Linked DNA regions of Homo sapiens: region 1 is linked to region 2. A link is a loop called in an ENCODE intact Hi-C map of the cell type or tissue named here. Cell type or tissue: mammary epithelial cell. All regions are shown on one strand. Links, peaks and the distances in the headings refer to the core of each region. The heading gives the core; the rest is flanking DNA. Region 1 overlaps OTUD5 (OTU deubiquitinase 5). Region 2 holds the start of GLOD5 (glyoxalase domain containing 5).

The links. Peaks named below come from ENCODE experiments on the same cell type or tissue, not always from the same donor. Only the 100,000 strongest peaks of a DNase experiment are listed, where the experiment ranks them.
Region 1: it touches region 2 in a loop (8-fold over the local background); 4 of 110 quality-filtered maps call a loop at or near these places.

What each region holds. Positions count from the first base shown.
Region 1 is chrX:48,942,725-48,948,097 of GRCh38, reverse strand. It overlaps OTUD5 (OTU deubiquitinase 5), which reads left to right. Exons shown (of 9, transcript NM_001136157.2): 2 at 3,815-3,908. Among named protein-coding and RNA genes, the nearest start is that of OTUD5, 12 kb to the left of the region's middle. In mammary epithelial cell, for the core only: a CTCF peak has its summit at 2,145 (motif pointing right); no DNase peak of the experiment used is centred there.
Region 2 is chrX:48,759,096-48,764,468 of GRCh38, reverse strand. It overlaps GLOD5 (glyoxalase domain containing 5), which reads right to left and starts at 2,722. Exons shown (of 4, transcript NM_001080489.3): 1 at 2,616-2,722. The coding sequence starts at 2,678. RefSeq lists a cis regulatory region at 2,228-2,970. In mammary epithelial cell, for the core only: a CTCF peak has its summit at 2,489; a DNase peak (open chromatin) is centred at 2,478.

The DNA.
Region 1 (5,373 bases), core at 172-5,171, 180 kb before region 2:
GGGATTACAGGCGTGAGCCACCGTGTCTGGCCTCCTTTCTGCCTTTGTAAAGTGAGGGTAATGTTTCCTGCCACCTGGGCTGTGGTCAGGAAAATTAAACGAGGTCACCCTTTGCATCTGGCATGGGGCAGGTATTCAGTTAATATGAGTTCATCTTTCTTCCTGGTCCTCCCTGCTTACCTGCCTAGTACTACCCAGAACTTTAGCTCTACTGAATTCATTGCTGGGCTCCAGGCATTCCTGGTACTTCGTGGCAGAAGTGACTTCATTTCTCATCCAGTTAACAAGCATTTTTGGAGGTCTTGGTGTTTTAATCCTTTGGTCAGGTGGCACCTCCTCTCAGGTGCTAGCCTTAATGACTGTGTTTCTTTTTTTCTTTTTTTTTTTTTTCCTTGAGACAGAGTTTTGCTCTTATTGCCCAGGCTGGAGTGCAATGGTGCGATCTTGGCTCACCACAACCTCCGCCTCCCGGGTTCAAGCGATTCTCCTGCCTCAGCCTCCCGAGTAGCTGGGATTACAGGCATGCACCACCACACCTGGCTAATTTTGTATTTTTCAGTAGAGACGGGGTTTCTCCATGTTGGTCAGGCTGGTCTCAAACTCCCGACCTCAGGTGATCCGCCCACCTCAGCCTCCCAAAGTTCTGGGATTACAGGTGTGAACCACCGTGCCTGGCCCAATGACTGTGTTTCTTTTCTTTTCTTCTTTTTTTTGAGACAGAGTCTCACTCTGTCGCCTAGGCTAGAATACAGTGGTATGATCCCGGCTCACTGCAACTTCTGTCTCCCAGGTTCAAGCGATTCTTCTCCCTCAGCCTCCTGATTTAGCTGGGATTACAGGCATGCACCACCATGCCCAGTTAATTTTTTTTTGTATTTTTTAGTAGAAACAAGGTTTTACCATGTTGGCCAGGCTGGTCTTGAACTCTTGATCTCAAGTGATCCACCTGCCTCGGCCTCCCAAAGTGCTGGGATTACAGGCGAGAGCCACTTCGCCCAGCCTCTTTCTGTTTCACAACACCTGGCATTTACATTTTTCACAGCCTTGTTCATACCTTGTGGTGGTTACCTGTTTCCCTACCCCTCTGCTAAGTAGTTTGTGAGCTTATCAAGAGTGGAGACTAAGTCTGATTCATTTCACTGTCCTCACTGCCCAGCCCAGTATCTTACTTAGTAGCTACCTGGTAAGTCTTTCTTGAATGGATAAGTAGGAGCCCCTCTCCTGTTTGATCTCCTTTTCTCCTCTCTTTTTCCCCTCTCTCCAAAGCCAGGAAGTCGCTGTGTTCCCTTCTTTTTAAGAACCTATTCTTGTGTCAGGTTTGGGACTATAGTTGTGGTTGCACCATCCCTGCTGGAGACCCCTGGCTGGGGCAGGCCCATGACTCTGGGAGATGGCTGACCATGTGTGGCCAGGATGGACTTGGGCATAACTGGCTGGAGTGTGTTAATCCACAGGCTTGGGGGCAAGGAGGGACACCTGGACCACTGGAATGTTGTGCACAAACAGGAGTCCTTGTGCTGCGCATGGAAGCTCATTAAGGGCTTCCAGGTGTCTTTGTCATCTCTAGAAATCCAGCCACATTTTCCTGGGGTGTGGGCCCTGATGATGGGACTGGCTGGGTATTCCCTTGTCACCTCTTCCTCCCCTCCTGTCCCGCTACTCACCTGGGACTTTCTGAGGGTCTCTCAGTTGTGCATAATCTCTGTGCTGATCTCCTCCCCTTCTGTGATTGGCGACAACTTCCCCTAGTATATGGTACGTTATTTACAAAGCTTCTTTAGGTCCTGAAACTCCTCACAGCTCTGTCCGGTAGATCAACATATCCCCCATTCTATAGGAAACTGAGAGTGATAACAGACAGCAAGTGTGTGGCAAAGCTGGGGTTGGAACCCAGAGCTCTTGCGTTCCAAACCTTGTGCTTACAACTTTGCCAGAGATGCTTCTCCTCTGGCTTTCTTAGGGGATGGGTTCCACCCCTTGCTTGAGCTGGGGAAAAATGGCCTTACGGATAGGTGGGCCCCTATGTCTGGTCTCTAATACCCCAGATCCTATAAATCCCTGGGCAGGCCTGTGTCCACAAGGAGCAGGCTTGGGATCCTGTAGTTTGCAGCCTTGTTGCTAGGTCAGGCTGGCTGCTTCTGGTAGCCAGCAGAGGGCGTGAGGGGCCCAGGAAAGGTCTGCTGCTTCTGGTTGGTTTTGTTTTGAAATGAAAATTATGTTTTAAGAGGTTATATGGTCATTATTTTTTTAATTAAAAAATAGGCATTTGTACAGGTTCATTTAAGTTGAACCTTCGTGGTGCCAGGTGTGCTTTGGAATTTAGGAAAAAAACAATTTATAAAACTTACCTGGTGTGTATACTTTGTGTTACATAACACCTCCAGCAGGGTCTGAGGCAGCACCTCATAATCAAACACCTGAATGTTTTCTGCATTGAAATATTTGAATATTTACCCCAAGTGGGATAAATAGATTCTTGTCAGTTCTGGTCAGGTTATGATGCCAAATGAATTAGATAAAGACTTTTGGGCCGGGCACAGTGGCTCATGTCTGTAATCCCAGCACTTTGGGAGGCCGAGGTGGGTGGATCACGAGATCAGGAGATCGAGACCATCCTGGCTAACATGGTGAAACCCCGTCTCTACTAAAAATACAAAAAATTAGCCAGGCATGGTGGCAGGCGCCTGTAGTCCCAGCTAGTCGGGAGGCTGAGGCAGGAGAATGGCATGAACCCGGGAGGCAGAGCTTGCAGTGAGCCGAGATAGTGCCACTGCACTCCGGCCTGGGCAAAAGAGTGAGACTGCATCTCAAAAAAAAAAAAAAAAAAAAAAGACTTGATTTTCAAAGCTTTTTGGGTTTAGTGTAACTTTATAAAAGGGAAAGTGCAATAAAATCGCTGATAACACCAGGACTTAGGGATATTTTGCTGTCTAGCCTTCCCAATTTTGTGTACGTGTGTTTGTATACATACATATGTATATATGTGTAGATATCTGTTAAATGTGTTCAGTCACAGATGAGAACATTGTTTGCACACTTTTGCCTTCTAGAGTATATCTCTTTTTTTTTTTTTTGAGACAGAGTTTCGCTCTTGTTGCCCAGGCTGGAACGCAATGGGGTGATCTTAGCTCACCGCAACCTCTTACCTCCTGGGTTCGAACGATTCTCCTGCCTAAGCCTCCCATGTAGCTGGGATTACAGGCATGCACCACCACGCCTGACTACTTTTGTATTTTTATTAGAGACGGGGTTTCTCCATGTTGGTCAGGCTGGTCTCGAACTCCCGACCTCAGGTGATCCACCCACCTTGGCCTCCCAAAGTGCTGGGATTACAGGTGTGAGCCACCATGCCCGGCCTACAGCATATCTTGGAATCCTCTAGCCCTTTGTCAGGTTCAGGATCTAGGCTCTTGCTAGTTACCCCCTCTTCACCACCTTTCCTAGATGAAACTCCTTGAGGTAGAGCCACATTCTCCACCCAGGCACTTGCTGGGTCTGAGTCTCTGGCTGCCTGAGGCAGTGTGGCTCCCTGGGCCAGGCCCTGCAAGGTCAACAGAAGCCATAAGGCATATGGGGCCACTGTTCTCAGGGCACCTAGGACCCTTTTGGAAGTAAGTCTTAGTTTCACTCAGCAACTAATTCCCTAAAAGAGTCTCCTACTTCACATGCATGGAGTGGTCAAACAGGGCTGAGAACTTTACCTTGGCCAGCGTCCTCTCTGTCAATGATCTAGGCCTCTCGGGAGCTTGAGGTCGGGGCCCTGGGGAGGGAGTACAGGTTTTCCCTGTTGCTGACCCCCACCTCTTCCCTCCAGCAGGAGCATTGGTTTGAAAAGGCCCTACGAGACAAGAAGGGCTTCATCATCAAGCAGATGAAGGAGGATGGCGCCTGTCTCTTCCGGGCTGTAGGTGAGTCTCTGCCTTAGTCCTTAAGGGCCTAGGGCTGCCCCTAAGCTGTGTCCCAGTTATCAGGAATAGCCCCTGAGACAGGGTTGAGGCAGAGCTAGCTAATCTTTTAGGGACTCTAGGCTCCAGCCTCAAGTTGGTATCTGACCTCTAGCCGTGGGTCTTGAGACATTGTAGTGGTGCAAGATTAATATGCATAATAACAGCAAGAAGAATGATAAAGAAAATAATATCCTTTGGGACACATTGTCAGGTGCTACAGGAAACCTCTTTGATTCCCCTCTAAGCTAGGTGAGTGTAGGGACTACTGTTGCTTCCATTTGTCAGATGAGAAAAGTGGCTCAGAGATGGTGGGTGACTTGTCTGGAGTGAAATAATAAGTGGTAGAGTTGGGATTCAGTGTCTGGGTTAGATTAGTCTGAGGCCCATGCTCTTAACCATAGCATACTGCTGCCACCCTGGGCTGTATGACCCCTAGGTTTATACCCAGATCCCATCTCTGGTGTGTTGCGGGTCTCTGTTCCTCAATCTGTGTGTATGGGGGCTATCAGACTAGATCTTTACAAATTTCTTATATCATAGAATTTTTTTTCAACTTATATAAAAGTAGAGAGAATGATGAACCCTCATGTACCCATCATCCAGCTTCAAAATAGTCAATACGTGGCCAGCCTTGTTTCATCACTATCCCGCCCACTCTTTCTCACTCCCCTGAAAGAAGAGTATTTTTAAAGCAAAACCCCGACATTGGATCATTTCATTCATAAATATTTCTGTATGTTTCTCTGACAGATACAGACTTACTCTCTTCTTTTTAACATAATCAAAATGCCATTACTGCACCTAACAGAATTAATAATGCCTTAATACCATCTGTTATCCAGTCTGAGTTAGATCTTTGAGGCCATTTTGGCTCTGAATCTGTGACCCAACAAGTAGTTGTGAGGTCCTGTGCTAGGGTGAAGGGGAAGCTGGGAATGTGACCTGATCCTCCCTGTGGTTCTCTGATATCTACCAAGGAAAAGTGCCCTCTGATAGGAGCTTTGAGCTGGGAGTCAGAAGACCTACCTTCTAGTTCTGGCCCTGACTCATAACTGCTGTGACACTTGGCCTTGGTCTTCCCGTCTGTGAAATGGTGTTGATTCTCAATGCCTCTTTGAGTTCCTTCTTGGTCTGCTATTCTCTCCGTCTGTGGGTACCCCCCATGTCTACTGGTGGGCTGGGGTGTTTTAGGCTCCATCCCTGGCTGCACAACTGATTCTTGGTATGACCTTAGGCAAGCAGCTCTTCTTTCCTGAGGCTGTTTCCTCATCTGTAAAATGGGGCTAAAAGACCCTAATGCTGTAACGATTTAATGAAGTTGCTTTGGTAAATCCCTTTAGTGCCTGACACATATAGTAGACCCTCATGGAACAGTAGCATTTGTAAAACCCAGATGCCATTTTCACTGGTGCCTCAGAGTCACATG
Region 2 (5,373 bases), core at 287-5,286:
TTTTATACATGTAGGATTATTGTGAGAGTTTTAAAAAAGTACTGTTTTTAAGGGCATAGAACAATGCCTAATACATATCAAGTGCTATAAAACGATTGATGATGATGATGATGTGTGGTCATCTTGTTAAAATCTAGACTCCAGTTACAATGACACCCTATCTCTACAGCCTCATCCATTGCTCTTGAACTCCAATCTACACTGTCCTTTAGCCTGTTCCTCATAAGGACCACCCTTGTACCTTTCATTTATGGGCCTTTGCAGATGGTAATGCCTGTCTCCCTGACTAGAATGTAAGCTTCATAAGAGCAGGGACTTCTGTCTGTTTTGTTCCCCACTCTTTCCCAAACAACTAGTTCAATCATATTTGTTCAATAAATAAATATCTACTGCAACAACTAGGGACAGTGCTTGGCACAAAGTCTGACTAGTTTCTATTCTGTTCGATTCGATTCCATTGGATTCCATTCTATTCTGTTCTACCCTTTGCTATTTTATTATTTTCTATTCCACTGCGTTTAGTTCCATTGAAACCAGCCCATTTTAAACAATTGATTTCACTGAGCTCCAGCTAAAAAAAATCCTGTACCATTCTATTTTCCTGAGTGGAGGAGGCATTAGCAAAGTTGCTGAGTTTTGCTCTCCCGGTGGATACAAAAGATCCACATGGACATAGGAACTGCAGAAAGAGAAAATGACCGACATTTTGGCTCCATTGAAAATAAAGTCATATGTTGAAATAAATTTTATTAACTTTCTTTTTTAATTCCCTTTTTGAGACAGGGTCTTGCTTTGTTGCCCAGCCTGGAGCATGGTGGCATGATCACAGCTCACTGCAGCCTCAACCTCCTGGACTCAAGCAATCCTCCTACTTCAGCCTCCCTAGTAGCTGGGATTACAGGTGTGTGCCACCATGCCCAACTATTTTTTGTTTTCTTTTTTCTTTTTTTTTGTAGAGGTGAGGGCTCACTATGTTTCCCAGGCTGGTCTTGAATTCCTGGGCTCAAGCAATCCTCCCTCCTCAGCCTCCCAGAGTGTTGGGGTTACAGGCATGAGCCACTGCACCCAGCCCTTATTAACCTTCTAACATCTGTAGAATCTGTCACAATACCCTGTTTATATTCCTGATATTGGCAATCCATATATTTTCTTAATTTCTCGAGAGAAAATAGACATTGCTAGTATTTTATTAATCTGTTCAAAGAATCAACTTTTAACATTGTTGGCTTTATTGTATCTTTGCTTTCTATTTCACCAGTTTCTGCTGTTATAATTTCCTTCCTTCTACTTTCTTAGGTTCCACTTGCCATTCTTTTCCCAGTTTCTTGATAGGGAAGCTCAGGTCATTGATTTTCAACTTTTCTACTTTTCTGATCTGTGCATTTAGAACTATAGATTTCCTCTAAGCACTGCTTTGGCCACATCTGCATCATTTTGATAGTCTGTTAGAAATAAACTCCACCTATTCCTCCCATTATTCTATTCTTCCCTGCCAGCTTAGATTCACTCCCCAGATCCTGCTTTGCAGACTCGGAGCTCCATCCTTGCAAATTCAAGGACGAGCAGGGATGGCTGTCTTCAATAACAGGAAGGCCAGCGTAGCTCAGAACCCAAGAGTGAGTGAGAGATAAGTGGGAGGGCAAGGCAGGGTCTGGATCCTGCAGACTCTTGGAGGTGAAGTTACAAAGCCTGCTTTATAAAATGATGATCAAGACATAGTCATCACACAAAGGACTGGGTGCAGTGGCTCACGTCTGTAATCCTAGCACTTTGGGAGGCCAAGGTGGGTGGATTACATGAGGTCAGGAGTTTGAGACCAGCCTGGCCTACATGGTGAAATCCTGTCTCTATTAAAAATACAAAAATTAGCTGGGCATGGTGACGTGCACCTGTAATCCCCTACTCGGGAGGCTGAGGCAGGAGAATCGCTTGAACCTGGGAGGCAGAGGTTGCAGTGACCTGAGATTGCACCACTGCACTCCACCCTGGGCGACAAGAGCAAACCTCGGTCTCAAAAAAAAAAAAAAAAAAAGACATAGTAATCACACAAGGCTTACTGTGTGCCAAGCCCCGTTTTACACACTCTACAAAAATATAATCCATTTTATTTCTCACCACAGCATATAAAATCCCTATAGTCAGAGTGCCCGGAACACCATGTCCTTCCTCCTTTGGCCTCCTCTACAGGGAAGTGTTCTGTCTTCCTACAGGGTCCTCTTCAAGGTCCCCTTCAGGTTGCCAGGGGCCTCTGAATTCCTCTCCTAAAGCTCAAGGTCAGCGCTGTGTTTCCTAGCCTCTCTCCACATGGCCTTAATCATGACAGCTTTGGGGGCACCCTGCGTGAGCCACCTTTGTATCTCTCCACCTGTCCCTGGCTAAACTGGGGGAGGAGCCAGCCCTCAGCCCCGGCCCAGCCCTGCACACCTGAGCACAGGGCCCTCCATGGCTTAGAGCCGGGCCTTTCCATGGGCCTCTGCTGCCCTCTGCTTGTCTCTGAAAGAGAAAGGGAGAGAGGAGGACAGGAAATGGGAGCCCGCAGAGAAGGGAAACAGGTTACTAGACCAGTTTCAGTGCCAACACCCTTGCCCCAGATCCCCAGGGGCCATCTTGTTCACCTGTTTCTCCAAAGTCCTGCCCCACATCTTGACTGGCAGCCTGGAGGGCAGATGGCGCAGCATGGCAGGGTAGGCGTCTTTGCCCAGGGTCCTCCCGACAATCCTCTGGCTCAGCGCCTGGAGATCAAGGGGCAGGAATGGGAGGGCACAGGCTGAGGACTGTGGGAGGTGACACAGGTAGGTAGTGCAAATGGAAGGACTTTAACATTAAATTCAGGGCCTCAAAATTGAAAGCTTAAAGTGGATGTGTGTAAGGGATTACTTCTTGTTAACACTGAAGGCTGGGTGCGGTGGTTCATGCCTGTAATCCCAGCACTTTGGGAGGACAAGGCACGTGGATCACCTGAGATCAGGATTTCGAGACCAGCCTGGACAACATGGCAAAACCCTATCTTTACTAAAAATACAAAACATTAGCCAGGCATGGTGGCGGGCGCCTGTAATCCCAGCTACTTGGGAGGCTGAGGCAGGAGAATCGCGTGAATCCGGGAGGCGGAGGTTGCAGTGAGCCGAGATGGCGCCATTGCATTTCAGCCTGGGTGACAGAGCAAGACTCCATCTCAATAATAATAATACTGAAAAACCACCAAGTATTAAGGGGATCTTTATTCTAGCGTGTGATGCCTCTGGTCTACTTAGGGGTATGTCTCCAAAGTGTGAGATCTGTGAGCTGTTTGAGAGTGTGTGTCAGGGGTATGAAGTTGTGAGCTATCTGAGTTAGAGTATGACTGCTCTGACCCATTAGGTGTCTGTTTCCAAGCCAAGATCCCTGAACTCTTAAGAGTTCTGAGCCCCTTGGTCAAGCACGGTGGCTCACGCCTGTAATCCCAGCACTTTGGGAGGCCAAGGTGGACGGATTACTTGAGGCTGGGAGTTCGAGACCAGCCTGGCCAACATGGTAAAGCTCCATCTCTACTAAAAATACAAAAATTACCCAGGCATGGTGGTGTGCACCTGTAGTCCCAGCTATTCAGGAGCCTGAGGCAGGAGAATAGTTTGAACCCGGGAGGCGGAGGTTGCAGTGAGCCGAGATCGCGCCATTGCACTCCAGCCTGGGTGACAGAGTGAGACTCTGTTTAAAAAAAAAAAAGTTCTGAGCCCCAGGGTGTGATGTTCCTGAATTATTTTGGGGGATGAGTTTTGGGGGATGAGATTTGCAGTCTTCCTCCTCCTCCCCACTCACCCTTCACTCACCCTCACCTTCCGCTGCTGAGAGTCAGAGAACATTCATCAGCCCAGTTGCTGTTCACTTTACCCTGAGCAGAACTCCCCCATCTCCCTTACAGGTTACTTGTCTGGCCCCTGGAGCATGTGAGTTTGAGATTTTTGTTTCTAGTTACCCCCAACACAAACACTTTGTGTTGTGGATATTGTTTTGTTTTTGTTTTTTTTTGAGACAGTGTCTCACTTTGTCACCCATGCTGGAGCCCACTGGCGCCATGATGGCTCAGTGCAGCCTCAAACTCCTGGGCTCAAGGGATCCTCCTGCCTCAGCCTCCTGGGTAGCTGGGACTACAGGTGTGTGTCACCACGCCTGGCTAATTTTTGTATTTTTAGTAGGGATGAGGTCTTGCTATGTTGCCTACAATTGGCCTGCTTTGGCCTCCTGAAGTGTTGGGATTACAGGCGTGAGCCACCGTGCCCGGCCAGATATTGTTTTTAAGCATATGATTTTCCTTTAAAAAGAGTTACACAAATAATATGTGAATACAGGTTTGTATAAAAGATTTGAAAAACAGGCTGAGGGTGGTGGCTCACACCTGTAATTCCAGCACTTTGGGAGGCTAAGGCGGGTGGATCAATTGAGATCAGGAGTTCAAGACCAGCCTGGCCAATATGGTGAAACCCCCATCTCTACTAAAAATACAAAAATTAGCCGGGCATGGTGGCACGCAGCTGTAATCCCAGCTACTCGGGAGGCTGAGGCACAAGAATCACTTGAATTGGTGGCAGAGGTTGCAGTGGGCTGAGATCGTGCCACTGTACTCCAGCCTGGATGACAGAAGGAGACTCTTTCTCTCGAAAAAAAAAAAAAAAAAAAAGATTTGAACAACACATCAGTACATGGACTCTAGCAATCATCTCTATCCCCATTCCCCCAGAATGACCACTGGGGTCAGATTCTGGTGTTTCCTTCCAGATACAGTTCCCTGTGTTTCCATAGTGTGTGTGTGCGCACACTACACACATGCACTAGGTCACTGTAACTGACTCCCCCTTGCTTTTCCCTGCCTATAGCACATCCTGTAGAAGATAACCCCCACCCTTGCAGGTACACACAAGTCCCATCCATTCTGTGTCACGTCCAGTGGGCACTCTGTGCTGTAACATGAACCCTCATTATTCGTTTCACTCTGCAATAGTCCTTGGGTATCAGTGAACATTTACAAGATTTTCCTGGTTGTTTGTTCCTACCAGCCTTGTTCCCACAGCTCTGTGCACATGTCTGAGTACTAGAATTAGAAGTGGAATTGCTGGGTGTATTAGAGTTCTCCAGAGAAACAGAACCAGTAGGAGAAACAGAACCAATATGTAATATATTACAAGGATTGGCTCCTGTGATTTTGGAAGCTGAGAAGTTCCACAATATGCCATCAGCAAGCTGGAGACCCAGGAGAGCCAGTGGTGTTGTTCTGAGAACCAAAGGGCTGATGGTGTTGGCTGGGCATGGTGTCTCACGCCTGTAATCCCAGCGTTTTGGGAGGCCAAGGTGGTTGGATCACTTGAGGTCAGGAATTCAAGACCAGCCTGGCTAACA